Linked DNA regions of Homo sapiens: region 2 is linked to region 1. Evidence: chromatin loops called from intact Hi-C (ENCODE). Cell type or tissue: endothelial cell of umbilical vein. All regions are shown on one strand. Each heading gives the region's core, and the rest is flanking DNA. Links, peaks and the distances in the headings are about the cores only.

Region 1 (6,216 bases), core at 687-3,186:
CTGTCCCTCACTTCCTCTTTCTGTTCATAAACATTCTTCCACGACGTGCTGTGCTGGAATCCCTGAGCCTGCTCTGGCCTGGGAGGCTGCCTGATTTGTGAGTCCTTCATTGCTTCATTAAATTCTTTTACATTTAATCCGGTTGAAGTTTTCCTTTAATGAACTGATTTTTTAAAAAGTACCTAAGGTTAGCTTTAAAAAAAAAAATCTGTCCTTAAAAATTGGGTTGGCCAGGCGCAGAAGTGCAGTGGCTCATGCTTGTAATCCCAGCACTTTGGGAGGCTGAGGTGGAAGGATCGCTTGAGTCCAGAAGTTCAAGACCAGCTTGGTCAACACAGTGACACCTGGTCTCTTAAAAATAAAAGAGAGAGAGAGAGAGAAATAATTGGGTTGTGACTTATACTCTATACAATGTATATAACAAGACATACAATATATCTAGTTAGATAGAGAGCCATAGTTCCAATGAGCTAATAATACACATGGATTGTGGTAAGCTATGAGTGGCATATATAGAGACCAATAGGAAATGAGTTAATTCTGATTGCAGATATCTAAGCAGGCGAACAAGGCATTTGACATATGGATCAATTTTCCACTGGCAGCAATGAGGGAGGTTTTTGCAATGAACGGTTATAGACATGGAGGTGGGAAAAGTTAAGCCATGTACAAGTGTATTCATTGGCTAGGGCTGTTGTAACAAAGTACCAGAGACTGGGAAGCTTAGACAACAGGTATTTCTTTCATTTTTGGATGCTAGGAATCTAAGATCAAGGTGTCAGCAGGAGGATTCGTCCCTTCTGAGGGCTGCAAGGGACAATCTGTTCCATGCCTCTCTCCCAGCTCTGGTGGTTTGGTGGCAATCTCTGGCGTTACTTGGCTTGTGGGAGCATCAACCCTCCAGCTCTGGCGGTTTGGTGGCAATCTCTGGCGTTCCTGGGCTTGTGGGAGCATCACCCCAATCTCCGCCCTCATCTTCACCTGATGTTCTCCCTGTGTTTCTTGACGGTGTCTTCTCCATGTGTGTGTGTGTCTTTGTGTCCAAATTTTCCCTATTTATAAGGACCAAAGTCATATTGGGTTAGGTGTCCATCCTACTGACCTCATCTCAACTAATTATGTCTGCAACAACCTGGCTTTCAAATAAGGTCACATTTTGGAGTACTGGGAGTTAGAACTTTAACATGTACGTTATTTTTAAGGCCAGGGTGAGAAGGACATGATTTAACCTTTAACAACCAGTATGGGCCAGGTGCTGTGGCTCACGCCTATAATTCCAGCACTTTGGGAGGCCGAGGCAGGTGGATCACCTGAGGTCAGGAGTTTGAGACCAGCCTGGCCAACATGGTGAAACTCCGTCTCTACTAAAAATATAAAAATTAGCTGGGCTTGGTGGTGTGTGCCTGTATGTAGCCCCAGCTACTCGGGAGGCTGAGGGAGGAGAATCGCTTGAACCCAGGAGGTGGAGGTTGCAGTGAGCCAAGATTGCACTATTGCACTCCAGCCTGGGCGACAGAGCAAGACTCTGTCTCAAAAAACGACAACAACAACGACAACAACAACCAGTATGTAAGGCATATAGTGTGGCTGACATGTAGGGCCTGTAGTTTGGAGGGTACGGGAAAGTGAGACCAGAAAGAGACCGTGGCAAGCTTTTTAGTAAAATACTAATAATGGCAAACACTGGTTGACCAGTTGTTTTATCCCAGGTACTGTTCTCAGCACCTCATGGATTTGATTATTTAATCCTCATCATTTTATAGATGTGGGAATGGGGGCACAAGGAGCATACTTGGCTCAACTTTGAAACTTTCTTGAAATTCCTCCAAAAGGGATGTACTTTTTAAAAAAATAAAAGAAAGAAAGTAAACAAGGAAATGATGAAGAAAAGTCACACTTTCTGTTGGAAGAAGGCTGCTTTAATCAGGTTTGTGGAAGCCAAATCAATGTGACTCCGCCTTCACCAGCCTGAATTGTTTTTTTCTCTCCTAAAAGTCGACTGGTCAGGAAGCTCTGAGTCAGGACTGAGTCATAGTTGTGGTATGTTCTCCAACTAGAAAACAAACTTTGTTTTTAAAACCACTAAAGAAATGTTTGAATAAATAAATGTGCTTCTGTAGCCATCATCTCTGATTCATGAGTTTTTTGAATGGTTCACTACCAATGTTCCTCTGATTGCCGCAGAGTTTGGACAGTGGATATTCTCCACACTTAAAGGTGGTCTTGTCCAGTCTTTCCACCGTCCGTCTTGCTACTGCTTTTTAAATGCCTTCTCAAAAGCTAATCAAAAATTTATGAATAATTCCAAGCTGGGCAAACCGGTTCAACTGGCCTAAGTGCAAGAGGAAAAAGGAAAAGAATTCAAGTGAGAAATTATGCTGGTGTGGATTATTAAGAGCTATGGTTTTGTACAAATACTGCTTCCAGTCTTAGTGGGTCTCTCCTAAAAACCCCAGAGTCCAACCAAACCTAGGAACAGAGAAAATCTAGAGAAGGTAGAGAGAGAGTTGAAAGTCATTTCTTTTAAGGTGTTTTACTTTATGTTTCTATTTTCCCACACAAGGAACATTACCCAGATTTGTGAATGATAATAACACGTTTATTTCTATTTGTTATTTTTCCCTTAAAACAACATATATATTATCTTACAGTTTCAATCGGTCAGGAATCCAGGCATATCTTAGCAGGATCCTCTGCTCAGGGTGTCACAAAGCTGTAGTCAATGTGTTGGCCAGGTGGCAGTTCTCATCTGGAGGATCAACTGGGGATGAATCTGCTTCATTCAGCTTGTTAATAGAATTCATTTCCTTGCAGCTGTAGAACATACAGTGCTGTGCTTCTTCAAGGCCAGCAGGAGGGTTGACCCCAGGGAAATCTTCAGCCCTCTTCTTTTTTTTTTTGAGACAGAGTCTCACTCTTGTTGCCCAGGCTTGAGTGCAATAGTGCAATCTTGGCTCACTGTAACCTCTGCCTCCCAGGTTCAAGCAATTCTCCTGCCTCAGCCTCCCAAGTAGCTGGGATTACAGGCGTGTGCCACCATGCCTGGTTAATTTTTGTATTTTTAGTAGAGACAGGGTTTCACCATGTTGGCCAGGCTGGACTCGAACTCCTGACCTCTGGTGATCCCCCTGCCTCAGCCTCCCAAAGTGCTGGGACTACAGGCTTGAGCCACCGTGCCCAGTTCTCCTCTTCCAAAGGACTTCCAATGATTAAGTCAGGCCTGCTCAGGATATTCTTTTGGTTAATTTAAAGTCACCTGGAACCTTATCCACAGTGAAGAATGAATGACTTGCAAGGTTTACCTATTACTTTCTTCACTAGCTTTATTTGCATCTGGGCCTTATGCCAAAGGGATGAAATGCAAAGGGCAGAATTGCATTCATCAGTGATTCTGATGGAACATCTGCAAAAGTCCTTCATCCTTGCTATATAACCTGAGGATAATACTAGGGGACAGAGATCATGGGGACCATTTTAGAATTCTTCATGCCGTAATCACTTTCTGGTAATATCCTATTTATGGTTGTACTTGGAAGGTGCTACAGTTATCACCCTATTTTCTGAATAAGGAATAATGACGCTTTTAAATAGAAAGATTGAGGCCGGGCACGGTGGCTAATGCCTGTAATCCCAGCACTTTGGGAGGCCTAAGCGGGCAGATCACTTGATGTCAGGAGTTCAAGACCAGCCTGGCCAACATGGCAAAACCCCATCTCTACTAAAAATACTAGCCAGATGTGGTGGTGGATACCTGTAATCCCAGCTACTCAGGAGGCTGAGGCAGGAGTGTCACTTGAACCCAGAAGGCGGAGGTTGCAGTGAGCTGAGATGGCGCTGCTGCACTCCAGCCTGAGAAACAGAGCGAGACTCCATCTCAAAAAAATTAAAATAAATAAATAAATAATAAATAAAAAGGTTGAATATCCTCTCCTAAATGTAGACTGGGCCATCAGAAAATACACTTTCCATAATCATGGAGTCATAGAAGAGCATGTTAGACACAAATTTTTTTCTAATTTTTTAAATTTTTTTGAGACAGAGTCTCACCTCAGGCCTCACCCAGGCTGGGGTGCAGCAGTGGCGTGATCTCAGCTAACTGCAACCTCCGCCTTCCAGGTTTAAGTGATTCTCCTGCTTCAGCCTCCCGAGTAGCTGGGATTACAGGCACACACCACCACATCAGGCTAATTTTTGTATTTTTAGTAGAAATGGGTTTTCACCATGTTAGCCAGGCTGATGGACGCTACCTTATAATCAGCTGGTCCATCCCCCTGTGTTTTAGAGACAGAAACCAAGGAAACAGCAGTGACTTGCCAAGGTCACAGAACTTGTTCTTCTGAATTAGATTCTATATTCAATGCATTGAAAGTTTGTGATCAAAAGTCAGAGTGAAGTAGGGATTTGCAAATAATAAAAACTGAGGTGCAAGAGCTTTTTTTAAAATAACGCTTTTTTTTTTAAAGAGACAGGGTCTCACTCTGTTGCCCAGGCTAGAGTGCAGTGGCACGATCACAGCTTACTGCAGCCTCCAATTCCTGGCCACAAGTGATCCTCCAGTCTCAGCCTCCTCAGCATGTACCATCATGCCTGGCTAATTTTTATTTTATTTTATTTTTGAGATAGGGTCTTGCTCTGTGTCTCAGGCTGGAGTGCAGTGGTGTGATCTTGGCTCACTGCAGCCTTGACCTTCCCGGCTCGAGTGATCCTCCCACCTCAGCCTCCCAAGTAGCTGGGACTAGAGGCATGCACCACTATGCCAAGCTGATTTTTGTATTATTATTTTTTTTAGAGGTGGGGGTCTCACTATGTTGCCCAGGCTGGTCTTGAGCTCCTGGGCTCAAACAGTCCACCTGCCTCAGCCTCCCAAAGTGCTGGGACTACAGGCATGAGCCACTGTGCCCCACCTCACGTTTTATTTTTAGTTTTTTGTAGAGACGGGGTTTTGTTGCTCAGTCTGGTCTGGAACTCCTGGCCAGCCTCAAGCAATCCTCCCACCTCAGCCTCCCAAAGCACTGGGAATACAGGCATAAACCACTGCTTATGGTCAAAAATAACACTTTCATGTATAATTTTCTCATTAGAAATTTGTCAAATCACACCTAGAACTGAGAACACCACCGAGCCTCTTCAGGGACTTAGAAATCAGGGAAACCCCTGATGTGTGTGAATATACATTGGCCTGCGTCCTGGCCGGGGAAGGCAAGTTTAAGTTTTCAGAGGATTTGTAGGTTGGATGTCATGATTGCCTTCCTCAGGGCTGTCATTTCTTAATGTCTTTTATATTCTTCTTCTCATCTCCCTTCTGCACTGAGTCAGGGCCTCTCTCATGGAGCAACAGTCTTCCCACAGAGAGTAAAGTCATCACAGTGGAGGCTTGCTCAACCTTTACAAATTCTAAAACCACAGGCCAACATTAACTTCCTCCATTTCTCACCGGAAATCAACATGGCCACCACCATCGTGCCTCATCCTGCTCCTCTTGGACTGTAAATCATGGCTTGTTCATTGTAAGCCGTCAATTGCATGTTGTTTCAGTTGTCTGCCAACTCAATTCTATCAGTGTGTTTTGACTGATAGAATTTTGTAAACTCCCTTTTACATTTATTTGTATTTGACGAGATGGTTTGATTTTGTTGAGCTGTCTTCCTCTTTGTTATCCCTCCTATCACAGTTCTTGGAGCTCACTACCCCTTTTCAGATTGTCATGGGCAGGCAAATTGCTGGTCCCCTCGCCTTGCAAGGTCCTTTGCATAACCACACAGTTTTCACTTGAAAAGACAATAGAGTTGCCAGATAAAATACAGGCCCCTGCAAGATCTGGAACACACTCTGCACGATGCCATGCAGTATTTGGGATATACTTATGCCAAAACTTGTTCATTATTTATGTGAAATTCAAGTTTAATTTGAATTAAATATTGGCACCCGTATTTTTATTTGTTAAATTTTTATTTGTTAAATATTTGTTAAACTTTTATTTGATATACTTATGCCAAAACTTGTTCATTATTTATGTGAAATTCAAGTTTAATTTGAATTAAATATTGGCACCTGTATTTTTATTTGTTAAATCTTGCCACCCTCAAGTACAAACGCCTCTGTACCTCAGAGGCATAAGAATGTGCAAATGGGATTCATGCAACTCACAACCTAGACCTCCCTCTCTTTTCTATCTTCAAAAACCAATGTTCTTTTACTGTTAAGAACCTTGGGAGA
Region 2 (2,500 bases), core at 1-2,500, 110 kb before region 1:
ACTCATAGTAAGAAATATGAGAGGTTCATGAATTTATTTTGAACCCTTACAATAAATGATGCAATCTGATCTTTTCTACTCTCCTTTTAATTTTTAAAAATCCTTATCACAACCTACTAAATTGATTTATGACCACTAATAGGGTGTGATTCCCCAACTTGAAAGATACTGATTTAGCATGTACTGTGACCATGTTCCATTTGCTTAAAATTACATAATTAGTTTCCTTCAAAATCATATTTCACTTTGTTTTCAAGAAATTTTCAGCTTCATTGAGTATAATTCTAGTGTTTTATATTCACTATATTATGTTCCATTATGTATTTAAATTATACTCCTGTGTAAAACTTGGAATCATTTCTGTGGTAACACCGTGGTAAATCAGAATGTCCTTTAAGTTACATATGTCTGAGTTATAGATGTTTACCGTTGGGATTTGTTGGTTTTCCTTTAGGAAATGGTGTGGTAATTCATCTACCTGGATTGTTTGAAGAAGCAGAGAAAAATGTTCAAAAAGGAAAAGGTATGAAAGAATGAGTCTACTTGGTAACCAGTTGTTCTTTGTAAAGTTTTATTAGGATCTTATGCCAGACGAACAACATGTTTGTCTTATGCTTTAAAATTTCGGGCTATTATAGACGAATTTTTAATGTCAGTTATTAAGTTTTATTCATTATAAACAGTGTTTTAAACAGAAGACCAACATCTTATGTCATTGTATTAAGTCCTGATTTTTTTACACATTAGTCATCTACAAACTTTATCTTAAGATAGCTAGAATTACAATATGTGGGTGACAAAACTAGGAAATTCCTGAGTTTGCACACTGTCAGTCTTGTTTTCTAGAGGATCTGGAGCTCTCCTTTCGTTGCTACAACTCAGGGATAAAAGGGAATTTTTGTTTTTTCCCATGCTACACAGATGTAAGGGGAATCGTTTAGGTCCCTCCTTCTAAATGAAGTAAATGCTGCTTTTATACAATATATCCATGCCCATCTTCTTAAAATAAATAGTCCTGGATTCTTGCCTTTCCTGATCTCTTGGATTTTTAGAGATGTGTTTACATTAACCTTGGCCATCTCATTAGGGTGTGAGGGGAATTTGATAATACAAATACAGGTTAAACATCCGTAATACAAAAATCTGAAATCCAAAATGCTCCCAAAATCTGAAACTTTTTGAACACAGACATGACACCACAAGTGGAAAGTTCCATACCCGACCTCATGCAGCGAGTCACAGTCCAAACATAGGCACGCACACAGTTTATTCAGTGTTTCCAGGGGAAAAAAGGCCTTCTCCCCTTTCAGCTTTCATATATCTTTTCCATGCACGCCCAGATTCCCCCACACCAGCGTTCCCACAGAGGGCAATAAAGTGGCATGTGTACTAGCTGGATGTGCCAACTGTGGTAATAAATGAAATATAGAATACAGGTGGAGACTGGAAGCCTGCTTCGTTGTTGCTGCTGTTTGCCAGCTGATACAGATACTCTGGTGCTGCTGCTGTACTGCTTACTTACCCTGAACACATTTTTCCCACTGTATTGGTGGTATGTCATATTTTTGACTGTTAAGTACTTGTGTGTGAATAAGTGTAAGGAAATGATTACTCATCAGTAGCATATAAATTCAGAGTCAAGAATGTTGGTGTTGGTAAACAACCACAGATGGAGGAGGAAGAGGAGGATGGAGGAGGAAGAGAAGGATGGAGGTAGAGGAGGAGGATGAAGGAGGAAGAAGAGAAGGACAGAGGTGGAGGAGGATGAAGGAGGAAGAAGAGAAGGACAGAGGTAGAGGAGGAGGATGAAGGAGGAAGAGAAGGAGGAGGAAGAGGAAACAAACTTCGTTTCATGCACAAAATTATTTAAAATATTGTATAAAATTGCCTCAATTGATATGTAAGGTGTATATGAAACATAAATGAATTTCATGTATATATTTGAGCCCCACCCCCCAGAGATCTCATTATTTATATGCAGATATTCCAAAGTCCAAAAAAAATCTGAAATCTGAAATATTCTGGTATTTGGAATAAAGGAGACTCAACCTGTAATACATAATTGAGGAAAATCATTAGTATAGTTAGTTTCCCCTTGAATTAGCTCACATTTAAAACACTCAATTACTGTTATAGTATGTTCAGGTTTGTTTTTTTTTTTTTTTTTTTTTTTTTTTTTGGAGACGGAGTCTCTCTCTGTCACCCAGGCTGCAGTGCAGTGGCGTGATCTTGGCTCACTGCACCTTCTGCTTCGTGGGTCCAAGTGATTCTCCTGCCTCAGCTTTCTGAGTAGCTGGGACGATAGGCACGTGCCACCATGCCCAGCTAATTTTTTGTATTTTTAGTAGAGAAGGGGTTTCACCGTGTTAGCCAGGATGGTCTCAAACTCCTGACTTCGTGATCCACCTGCCTCGGCCTCCCAAGGTGCTGGGATTACAGATGTGAGCCACCGCGCCCCGCCCTGTTCAGGTTTAAAAGTAGCAATCTGTCTTCAGGTGTT

The links. Hi-C counts contacts between places; a loop is a spot of excess contacts. Peaks named below come from ENCODE experiments on the same cell type or tissue, not always from the same donor. Only the 100,000 strongest peaks of a DNase experiment are listed, where the experiment ranks them.
Region 2: a loop joins it to region 1, with 5 times the contacts of the local background. A loop is called at or near these places in 4 of 110 quality-filtered maps.

The regions. Positions count from the first base shown.
Region 1 is chr1:244,318,976-244,325,191 of GRCh38, reverse strand. LOC105373262 (a long non-coding RNA gene) reads left to right here and starts at 15. Exons shown (of 3, transcript XR_949343.3): 1 at 15-97. RefSeq lists enhancers at 859-1,817, 5,251-5,660. In endothelial cell of umbilical vein, for the core only: no CTCF peak of the experiment used is centred there; a DNase peak (open chromatin) is centred at 1,951; H3K27ac peaks cover 2,351 bases.
Region 2 is chr1:244,434,848-244,437,347 of GRCh38, reverse strand. It overlaps ADSS2 (adenylosuccinate synthase 2), which reads left to right. Exons shown (of 13, transcript NM_001126.5): 3 at 455-523. Among named protein-coding and RNA genes, the nearest start is that of ADSS2, 16 kb to the left of the region's middle. In endothelial cell of umbilical vein, for the core only: no CTCF peak of the experiment used is centred there; DNase peaks (open chromatin) are centred at 217, 857 and 1,437; H3K27ac peaks cover 2,085 bases.